2 separate regions of the Homo sapiens genome follow, and region 1 is linked to region 2. A link is an interaction called in ENCODE POLR2A ChIA-PET data of the cell type or tissue named here. Cell type or tissue: B cell. All regions are shown on one strand. Each heading gives the region's core, and the rest is flanking DNA. Links, peaks and the distances in the headings are about the cores only.

Region 1 (5,000 bases), core at 1-5,000, 160 kb after region 2:
AAAGAAGAAAAAAGTTCAACAGCATAGAATATACTTCTGAAACAGAATGAAATTTGCACATTTAGTAAAGGAATATGTGGGAGTTCAGTCAGGGTGGTGGGAAAAATTGTAAGAGGAAAAATTATAAAGATAGTTATAGGAAGTAGACACAAACCTACTTGGAAGGCCGGGGGTGTTGCACAGCTTTAGTAAAACATTTGGCTGAAAGCAGCCTAATTCTCTTTACCTTGAGTTGATAGCAATAGAGCAAATAACTAGGGAATGTGGGGGAGTTTATCTAAATAGTTTGTTTACTCAAGTGGTCCTAAGACCAATCTTTGATCTTTCATGGATGCATGATTGCTCTCTACTGCTGCAGAGGCAGGGCACGGTCGGCAATGTTAATTACCCTCTAGTGGTGTTTACTCGAGACCTACGTCATTTAATCTGTACTAAATAAATGCAAACTTTGTCAGTTTAGGGGGCAGATGCTGCAGATTCAGGGAGCAGAAGCCCCTTAGCTGCACTGACAGGCAAAGTATCTGTGTCAGTGTGCGTCTCTCATCCGTCGCTGGATCAGGGTCTGTGGGTTGGATCCCCGCAGGAATAGTGGCATTCCCTAACTCACCTCATCTCCAGGCTTGAAGTATTTCACATCAAGCCCACATTCCATCACCACGCCAGAGACATCCCGACCCAGAGTCAGAGGAAATTCTTCTCCTTTGATTTTCACGTGTAAAGGATCACGCTTCATATTTAAAGCTGTAGCTCCATAACCACCTGTAAAATACAATTTATCTGTTTCCTCCAAATGTAAGTATGAAATGCTTTTAAAACTACTACAGGGTTATAGTCCAGTACAATTTTAGGTCTTCAAGATGTAGATTATAAATCATTCCATTACAAAGACACATAAGTGTATGTTCACTGCAACACTATTCACAACAGCAAAGACATGGACTCAACCTAACTACCCATCAATGATAGACTGGATAAAAAAACTGTGGTACATACACACCATGGAATACTATGCAGCCATAAAAAGGAACGAGATCATGTCCTTTCCAAGGATATGGATGGAACTGGGGGCCATTATCCTTAGCAAATTAACACAGGAACAGAAAACTAAAGTGGGAGCTAAATGATGAGAACACATGGACACATAGAGGGGAACAACACACACTGGGGTTTTTCAGAGGGTGGAGGGTGGGAAGAGGAAGAGGATCAAGAAAAATAACTAGTGGGTATGAGACTTAATACTTGGGAGATGAAATACTCTGTAGAACAAACCCCCATGACACAAGCTCACCTATGTAACAAACCTGCACTTGTACCTCTCAACTTAAAAGTTTTTTAAAAAAGTAATCAACCTTATAATTTTTTGCCATTACATGGGAAAGCATAAAAAGATTTTCTTTAAAAAAAATTTACTTGGAAAGTGATAATCACTTATTAAACTAAAGCCACCATTGTTCAAAATATTTTTGAAATTCAAATTTTGAAACTGTCTTCAGAACTTTTAGTATTATCTTTTATACAGTTTTGCTTTGTTCTTTGAAGATGATGTCTTTATTAACGTATTCATGTCTTTATTAACGTACTCATTCACAAACTTTTTAAACAACAGAATATTTGGTGCCAGGTCTGGTGAAGACAAATGTTTAAGCTGTTTGAAGTCAATATATAAATAAGGCAAGAATATAAAGTACTTGATGCTGACAACAGTTTACCAGTAATGATCCCCACATCCTTAAACATGTTTCTAGAACAACATCTTTGAAATAAATTGGAATAAATTCCTGAGTGATAAAAAGCCTCTTGGCTGCATCTGTTCTGATGTGTAAAATCAAGTTGTTTTATTTCACATCTTTTTATTTATTTTTTTGAGACAGGGTCTCGCTCTGTCATGAGGCTGGAGTGCAGTGGCATGATCTTGGCTCATTGCAACCTCTGCCTCCAGGGTTCAAGTGATTCTCCTGCCTCAGCCTCCCGAGTAGCTGGGACTACAGGCACACACCACCACAGCCACCTAATTTTTGTATTTTTAGTAGAGATGGGATTTCACCATGTTGGCCAAGATGGTCTCAATCTCCCTACCTCGTGATCCGCCCGCCTCGGCCTCCCAAAGTGCTGGGATTACAGGTGTAAGCCACTGCACCCGGCCTATTTTATTTATTTTTTTAAGAGATGAAGCCTCACTCTGTTGCCCAAATGCAGTGATGTGATCTTGGCTCACTACAACCTCCACTTCCTGGGTTCAAGCCATTCTCATGCCTCAACCTCTGGAGTAGTTGGGATTACAGGTGTGCGCCACGTCTGGCTAATTTTGTAGAAACAGGGATTCATCATGTTGGCCAGGCTGGTCTCAAACTCCTAGGCTCAAGCGATCCACCCACCTTGCCTCCCAAAGTGCTGGGATTACAGGCGTGAGCCACCACACCTGGCCCATATCTTTTTATTTTTAAGACTATTTACAGGCCAGGTGTGGTGGCTCACATCTGTAATCCCAGGACTTTGGGAGACCAAGGTGGGAGGATTGCTTGAGTTCAGGAGTTCAAAACCAGCCTAGAGCTCATCTCTACTAAAAATTTTAAAAATTAGCCAGGCATAGTGGTACATGCCTGTAATCCCAGCTACTCAGGAGGCTGAGGCAGGAGGATTGCTTGAGCCCAGGAGTTTGAGACTGCAGTGAGCCATGATCACACCACTGCACTCCAGCCCAGGTGACAAAGCAAAGCTCTGTCTCAAAAAAAAAAAAAAAAGAAAAAGAAAAAGAAAAAGAAAAAGAATACTTATATAAATATCAGCTAAATAAAACTGAAAACATTCTTTTAATTTTTTGGTTCAAGTAAATTTGCTACTCTATAATAATCCAGAGTAATTTATTACATGGCTTCCATATACAACGTGACTTTTCTCAGACCCAAAAGTATCTGTTATTCTCTCTTCTGCTTGACCTTTTTTTGAGAACCTGTCTGCCATGTGAGGCTTTCCATGATAGGCACCCTGCCTACCTCTCCAGTGTCATGTACCACTCACTCCCTGCCCCACAACGCATGCTCCACAGTCACTAACCCACTCTGTACGTCTCCCCTTGCCCCGCACCCACTCCTGTGGGCAATCCATTAGATCTTAGGGATGAGGAGAAAGCAGCAAAGGAGACTAAGGCGGCAGTTTAAAGACATTCAATGCTGCTGACGGGAGACAGGTTTTCAAATAAGGTCCAAAGATGCTAAGAGGCTTTAAAACAAACAAACAAGCCTGGATCTAACAGACCTTTGGTAACCCTGCCAGGAGCAACTGCTGTGTAGTGCACTTTTGAGAGAATGGGAAATAAGGGACTGGAGACATGAGAAGACTGAACTCTCTTTAAAACAGTTTTGTTGCAAAGGGAGCAGAGAAATGGAGCAGTAGCTCGAAGTGGGAACTGGGATGGACAGAGGACTTTTGAGTGGCTTTTTTCTTTTTTTTCTTTTTTTTTTTTTTTTTTTTGAGACAGAGTCTTGCTCTGTTGCCCAGGCTGGAGTGCAATGGCGTGATCTCGGCTCACTGCAACTTCCGCCTCCCGGGTTCAAGCGATTCTGCTGTCTCAGCCTCCTGAGTAGCTGGGATTACAGGCATGCGCCACCACGCCTGGCTAATTTTTAGTAGAGACGGGGTTTCTCCATGTTGATCAGGATGGTCTCGAACTCCTGATCTCAGGTGATCCACCTGCCTCGGCCTCCCAAAGTGCTGGAATTACAGGTGTGAGCCACTGTGCCCAGCCTTTTCCTTCTTCTTAAGAAAGGAGAAATAACAGCAAGTCTGTATACTAATGGAGATGATCCAGTAGAAAAGAAAAGACTGATGATGCAGGAGACACCTGCCGGAATGATATCCCAGAGTAGGTGAGGGGGATGGGATCAGAAACACAAGCCGAGGGCTGGCCTTATGTGAAAGCAGTGACAGCTAATCCATACAGCAGGAGGGAAGGTAGAAGATACCGAGAGAGATGCTGACAGGTGGGTAGCTTGCATGAGTTGTGTTACTAATAAAAAATCAAGACACATGGGATAAAGTGTTTGAAAGGTGGGAAAGTCCCAGAAAATCTAAGCTGATGGCCATTATACCAACATTACAACATTTGCCATCTGGGGAGTCAGGATTATACTCTGTCAGGGAAAAAAAAAACAACTTCACTTGTAATATTCACAAAAGTCATGTGCTTCACTTTTCCTGCCTTACATTCCTTTTCCACTGCTAAAGATAATTAAACAATTATTCACTGAAACTTCTATGTGGTTTGAACAACAGAAGTGGACATTTAGTCGTGTCAAACTTTAGCTGCTGTTTAAGAGCTGCAGAAAGGTTTCAGTCCTCTTTGAGATACAGAGCCTGCAGCCCAAGGTTGTTTTTAGTTTTCTTGGTCCCCTGATAATGCTAATACATCAACTGAGTAGCCTTGGCTCACTGTTACTATCTAACAAGCCCCTGAACCCAGAATGTAGTCAGCTGGCAGTTAGTAATTGAGAACCTGTTTGGTGACACGGATGACTGAATGGGGCCCTTAAGTGTTCCATCCTATTGACAGGGGTTGACACCTTGACTTGTTCAGAGAGTTGGGCCAATTTGAAAAATCCTAAATCTGTCATCAGTTTAAAGACTTTAATCCCATCTAAAGACACCAAACTTTGTTGGTATGATGCTGTTGGCTGCATTTTTTCCCCATGTAAAAATTCTTCATTTCTTTAGCCATTTCTATGATTTATTATTTTACGTCCAACAGTAGTGGCCGTCTCCAGAAAAACAGCCAGCCTTCATCTTTCAAATAAAATAGACATGTCTCTTGCTTTCTTGCCAAGGGAAATAACTGCTTCCTACAGTTTACAGTCTTCTACTCATTATTTTATTTCCCCAAGCTACTGTTTCAGATATCTTCTGCAATGACAATAAATATCCTCAAAAGGTAGGAGAAAAAAAAAAAGAGGATAACTTGCGAATAATATTACCCATTCAAGTCATAAAAAACTAAGATGTTTCAA
Region 2 (6,488 bases), core at 641-5,640:
ATGTAGATGCATTAATAAACTATGGAAATATACATTAAAAACTAATAATAATTACATGTGGTAAGGTGATAAGGGTGGGGGAAATAAATGTAGGAAACACAAGCCTTTTACTGTGTACTTTTTAATACTTTTATTTTTGAGCTATGTGAAAGTATTGCCTATGCAGAAATTTTCTGAAGACGGAGGAGTGGTTTAAGTTGTATTGTGACTAAAGTTAAATTGAAATGGTTTAGGTATCCATGTCTAATTGTTAATGATTTTCTGATGTGCTGTAAACTATGCAAACAATCCTGATTGCATTGTCAGAAGGCTACTGTTGTTTCCAAGTTACCTTACTGGGCCATTCTACTCTTTTTGCACAGACTCTTTCCCATGCCTACAAAGTTTTTCCATTTTTTATGCAGCTGCAGTCTTCTACTCGTCCTTTAAGATCCTGCTCAAACAGCTCCTTTTTTGTGATCTCTGCCCCAGGAAAGTTGTTTATTTTCCCCTGTGTTGCCACTTACCTTGAATGTACCTTGAACTCAGTACTTATTGTACTGATTTACAAGTCTCCTTCCTTGTCAGACTAGGAAGCCCTAAGGATCAGACTGCATTTGTATGACTGGAACATTATTTATAAATTTTTTTTCATGAATGAAATGCATATATTCACAGTTTTTTAAAAAGTAGAAAATACTGCTGTAACAAATGCACAGTATTTCAGTTCTAGTATGAACTTTACTTTTGTTTAGGCTTTTGAAGGTAGAGCAGGAAATCTCACCAAATACAAACACATAAGCCTGCTGCGTGCAGCAGAAAGAGAATAAGGTAGTTTCCAGAGCATGATACCACCCTTCTCCTCCCGCACATGGGACGTGGAGGTGCCAAGATGCAGGTGAACACAGAGCACAGTGGCATAGGAAGCAGTTCACTGTCCCCAGAAAAACCTGATATTACTGAGTGCAGCAAGCAAGAGCTGCCTTTCCGTACACACACAGGTTCACAAGTTGGGCATTCTCCAGGCTGGAGGACGTTGCTTTGGTATCCTAAGTATGGCATTAAAGACTGGGACACTATATCTCATGGCACACTATATCTCATAAAAGCTAGATATCTTATATTGTATGAAAAAGATTGGTTGCCTATGTATAGCCAGCTTTGGAAAAATCCAGGTTATCTATATTTATTTGTGATGTTTCCATTTGAAGGTATTATGGTCACCAGGATGTAACAGGAAAGCTCAGTGAGTGATGTGTTTTGCTTTCCACCACAAGTAATGTGTTGTCTTCTTTGAGGCACTGACTATGGGTGCTCTTTATTTACATATGTATAAATAAACATATAAATATACAGCAGCCAGTCCATTTCCTGTATTAACTCAAATTAGAAGGCTTTATCTGTTGTAGGGTGTTTTTTTAAGAAGAGCATGGTAATATATTTGTTATTTCTCTTCTAAATATTATATTAGCTTGCTGCAAAAAAAAATTCCAAGAATACTAAACTCATAAAATAAAGACTTAAATTCTTTCCTCACCCTGAGAGGTAACTATTTTGGTATGCCTCTCAGGGTAAGGAGAGAAAAAAGTCTAAATGGACTAAACAGAGTTAGTCCATTTGTGGGTTTTTTTTTTTTTTTTACTAAGAAATCTTTGTGATCATCTTCCCATGTCAGTCTCTATAAAAATGCCTCTTTAGAATTGCTGAGTAGTGTTCCATATGTAGAATATGATGGATGTACTATCACATAGTTTACCACTCTTTATTTGTGAACATTTGAGTTGCTTCTACATTTTTTTTCTTTTATAAACAACACCATCTCTATGCTTTTTTTGGTCAGTTATTTTTGCGGGATAAATTCCCTAGAAGTGGAATTGCTGAATCAAAAGCTTGCATATTTAAAAATGTAATAGATACTATCAAATTGTCCGTTGAAAAAGGTTTATCAACTTACACTTCCAACAGTAAATAAGTCTGTTTTCCCACCACTTTATGAATGTTATATATACTAATATTTTCATTTTGCCAACCTGTTGGTACCTCATTGTTTAAATTTGCAGTTCTTCAACTAAGAATGAGTCTGAGCTCTTTTGTTTTTGTTTGTTTGTTTGTTTGTTTTTTTGAGACAGAGTCGCCCAGGCTGGAAGCTCTGCCTCCCGGGGTCATGCCATTCTCCTGCCTCAGCCTCCCGAGTAGCTGGGACTACAGGCGCCCGCCACCACGCCCGGCTAATTTTTTTTTTTGTATTTTTAGTAGAGACGGGGTTTCACTATGTTAGCCAGGATGGTCTTGATCTCCTGACCTCGTGATCCGCCCGCCTCTGCCTCCCAAAGTGCTGGGATTACAGGCGTGAGCCACCGCGCCCAGCCAGTCTGAGCTCTTTTGTACACTTATTGGCCACTTGTATTATTTCTTCACTGAATTATCCTTTCATATTCTTTGCTCATTTTTGTATTGCGTTGTTTACCTTGCTGAAGATATTGTGCTAAAGTGATAATCATTGGTATTCAGAGCTGATCAAAATTATATTTTTATATGGGACATTTTTATCTTCTTTGTAAGTTTTTTGGAAAATATCTTAGTGTGCTGTTATCCAGTCAGGGTTTAAATTTGTTGTGTGTTTATGGGGGTGGGGAATTGTGAGGGGGAAAAATTGTAATGAGAAACCCAGAACGCTGCCCTGCCCTTACTCTAGAGAGGATATCCAGAGATGGGGAGCAGGAGTGGGGCTTTTGAAATCATGTTTTGTGGTCACTCATATGCAATGAAACTAGATGAAGGTCTCAGAAGAGTAACTGAAATGCTCCTCCCTCTCACTCACTCCAGTTCTGCTCCTGCGACTTTCAATCCCTTTGTTTTGTTGTTTTGTTTTGTTTTGTTTTCTTGAGACAGTCTCACTCTGTTGCCCAGGCTGGATTGCAGAGGCTAGGTCTTGGCTCACTGTAACCTCTGCCTGCCAGGTTCAAGTGATTCTCTTGCTTCAGCCTCCAGATTAGCTGGAATTACAGGCACCTGCCACCATGCCCAGCTAATTTTTGTATTTTCAGTAGAGACAGGGTTTCACCATGTTGGCTAGGCTGGTCCTGAACTCCTGACCTCATGATATGCCTGCCTCAGCCTCCCAAAGTGCTGGGATTACAGGGGTGAGCCACCGTGCCCGACCTTTGATCCCTTTGGTTAAAGTAAATTTCTTGCTCTTAACATGAAAAAATATTTACAATTGCCTCTGATTTAAAGCATCAGGAACTGAAAGCATTTAAGTTAAATCCTTTGGGATCCTATTTCCATCTCTAATCAAGACAGGTGACTTTCCTCCAGGAATACTTGAGTGGTAATCACCCTGACCAGCTGCCCATGTAAGGAATTGCTAATGATTCTAAACCATGGGGCAAATACAAAGCTTTATATAAGTGGTAATTACTGTTATTGTTCTCTGACATCCTTACATTTCAAGCTGAGTTCCTTCCAGCAAATGTAGTACAGGAGAAAATTAAAGCTCTGGTGACATCATCCTCATAATAAAGAGGAGTCACTGGCCAGAGATGCTCACTTGTGTTTCTGAGGCCATTGAGAGAGGATCTTATCATCATTTTGACTGGAGAGATGAAAACTTGGGGGTTTGTCTTCTTTTGAGTTGTTATAGGGTCTTTCCTAATCGTGATAGAATATTTGTTTTGGTCAGAAATCCCTCACTGGGGGAACTCCCTTCTATTGCCAAGAAAAAAGGCCACTGGCTGCAGTGACTCACTTGGGACTATTGGCACCATATTGGGGTGCACATGTAGCTCCGGACACTCCAGCTCTCCTACAAAACTTCCTGTTCTCTCTCGGGAAAAATAGGAAGGCTGATCCGATCCAGAGCCTCCATGGGGGGTTCAACCTGCTGTGGGTGTGGCTGTGGCAGGTGCAATGGGTGTGCTAATAATCGCAGCAGGAACATTGACTCTCGGCATAGGCGTCCTGACTCCTGGAATCGACATGAAAATCCCAGAAACAGGTACTATGACCGGGATCTTGAGGTAAGTCCTTGATGAGGAAATCCTTCTGAGGCATTGATTTGTCCAATATTTCTTTAGTGATGTTTGAGTATTGATGATTGTCAATCAGCATGTATTAATATTATGCAAGGCTAACTAAGTATTTCAGTCTCATATATTTGAAAATATCCTGGCAACTGTCTATTAAGATACTCATTTAGCTATTCTTTTTTTTCTGAAGTTTTTTGTTTGTTTGTTTTTTGTTTTTTTGTTTTGTTTTGTTTTGTTTTGAGACGGAGTCTCGCTCTGTCGCCCAGGCTGGAGTGCAGTGGCGCTATCTCGGCTCACTGCAAGCTCCGCCTCCCGGGTTCACGCCATTCTCCCGCCTCAGCCTCCCGAGTAGCTGGGACTACAGGCGCCCGCCACCATGCCCAGCTAATTTTTTGTATTTTTAGTAGAGACAGGGTTTACGCCGTGGTCTCGATCTCCTGACCTCGTGATCCGCCCACCTCAGCCTCCCAAAGTGCTGGGATTACAGGCGTGAGCCACCGCGCCCGGCCTTTTCTGAGTTTTAAACAGTGTTTTTGCAGCTGGTTAGAGTTTAACTAGCAAAGTAAGTAAAAGTAGTTCCTGCTGGGTTACGTTCTCTGAGACTTAGCCCTTACACCAAGTTTTTCAGAACCTCTAATGCTAGAGAAAGAAACAAGCTACTTTATATTCTCTCAAAAGCCACTTTCCTTTGGGCTGGGCTCATTTGCAGCATACCAAGTTCTTATTTGAATCATATGGTAATAAATCACAAAGATGCTTTGAGAAGTGGAATAATTAGTTTAAGATTCTGCATCAACAGCTCATAATTGCTTTGTGTATACTGGACTTGACAGGTGATGTTGTCTTAAGATTGAGTGGCGAATCAAGATCTTAACCCAGACTTTACTCATTATCCCCAATTCCTGTTTGTAAAAGCTAATGTGGACAGGCTCAGTGGCTCACACCTGTAATCCCAGCAGTTTGGGAAACCAAAGCGGGAGGATTGCTTGAGGCCAGGAGTTTGAAACCAGCCTGGGCAATAAGCAAGACCCTATCTCTACAAAAAAATTTTAAAATTAGCTAGGTAAGGTGGCCCATGCCTGTAGTCCTAGCTATTTGGGAGGCTCAGGTGGGAGGATCTCTTGAGCCAGAGAGTTCAAGGTTGCAGTCAGCTAGGATGGCACCAGTACACTCCAGCCTGGGTGATAGAGAAAGACCCTGTCTCTAAAAAACAAAACAAGCCAGTGTGCTGTTTTAGTATTAAATCTTCTGTCCTGTGCTATTCGTACAAATAAACCTGAGGCAGGAAAGAAAAAAAAAAAAACAACAACTTCTGTCCTACTTTGTAAAGTGGGAGGTGGCCATCACCACCAGCCTGAACTCACCTTTGATGCTTGTTTTTCCTTCTCTTCTCTACTTGTAATAGTATACATTTGCTTTGTTTTGCACATGATGCCTTTGAAGCTATTGGATGGAATGTGTAGAATGTTTGTCACCCTAGTTTTGTAATGTGTTCTAGGAAAAAGCATGCCCTTTAAACTTATGATCTATTCTTTATTTTCCCTCTCAGGGTGCTGATTATCATATAACCCATAATTTAATGAAATAGGTAATTGATTTTAAATATATGTGTTTGTATGTGTATAGATATGTGTGTGTATGAAGCACACTTTTGAAAAACATCTGAATGCTGAAGTGACAGTTGGAGATGGAATAAAACATTTGATGTTGGCAGTTTGTTGAGCATATCAGTCAGATAAAGCCTTTAGTTGTTTCTTGCATTTAAGACTGCAGGAAAGGGATTTAGTATTTTAATTATTCTGTTTATTCCCATGACTACTGATTTTACTCTCATTTTCTGTTAGTGGACCTTTGATGTCACTCTGCCATTGTGCCTAATGACTCTTTTAGAAGCTTTAGTCAAATACCAGCTACAGAGAGGCCAAAAAGTCACTGTGTGTAGATTCATGTCCATGGCTAATTATTGGTTAATTATCAGTTACCAGTAGATATTTTAAATAATTTTCAACCAGTCACATGAAAGAAAATCCCCAGAAAAACATGGGGAAAAACCAAAATGTGTGAGTGGAGGACAAATGGACAACTGTAATTTAAATGCTTAGAGCCTTTGTGACAACTTGTGGTTGTGGGACAGCTCTCAATGTGACAAACACAACCAGCAAGAGCAGCTGCAAGGCAACCTGGGTCTTCTCCGTAGACACTGGGCCTGTCTAATCGAACGCTCTTCTTGACTTCAAACAAAGATCTTAGAAATCTAAAAGTTGGCCAGGCGCAGTGGCTCACACCTGTCATCCCAGCACTTTGGGAGGCCAAGGCGGGCGGATCACAAGGTCAGGAGTTCAAGACCAGCCTGACCAACATGATGAAACCCATCTCTACTAAAAATACAAAAAATTAGCCGGGCATGTTGGTGCGCGCCTGTAATCCCAGCTACTTGGGAGGCTGAGGCAGGAGAATTGCTTGAACCCGGGAGGCAGAGGT

Evidence for each region. ChIA-PET counts read pairs that join two places held together with the same protein. Peaks named below come from ENCODE experiments on the same cell type or tissue, not always from the same donor. Only the 100,000 strongest peaks of a DNase experiment are listed, where the experiment ranks them.
Region 1: POLR2A ChIA-PET joins it to region 2 with 11 read pairs; 3 of 35 experiments call an interaction of 5 or more read pairs at or near these places.

What each region holds. Positions count from the first base shown.
Region 1 is chr6:106,622,211-106,627,210 of GRCh38, forward strand. RTN4IP1 (reticulon 4 interacting protein 1) reads right to left here. Exons shown (of 9, transcript NM_032730.5): 2 at 608-759. Among named protein-coding and RNA genes, the nearest start is that of RTN4IP1, 4.8 kb to the right of the region's middle. In B cell, for the core only: no CTCF peak of the experiment used is centred there; no DNase peak of the experiment used is centred there; H3K27ac peaks cover 1,263 bases.
Region 2 is chr6:106,457,943-106,464,430 of GRCh38, forward strand. All of the region lies in intron 2 of CRYBG1 (crystallin beta-gamma domain containing 1), which reads left to right. Among named protein-coding and RNA genes, the nearest start is that of CRYBG1, 100 kb to the left of the region's middle. RefSeq lists an enhancer at 2,964-3,613. In B cell, for the core only: no CTCF peak of the experiment used is centred there; no DNase peak of the experiment used is centred there.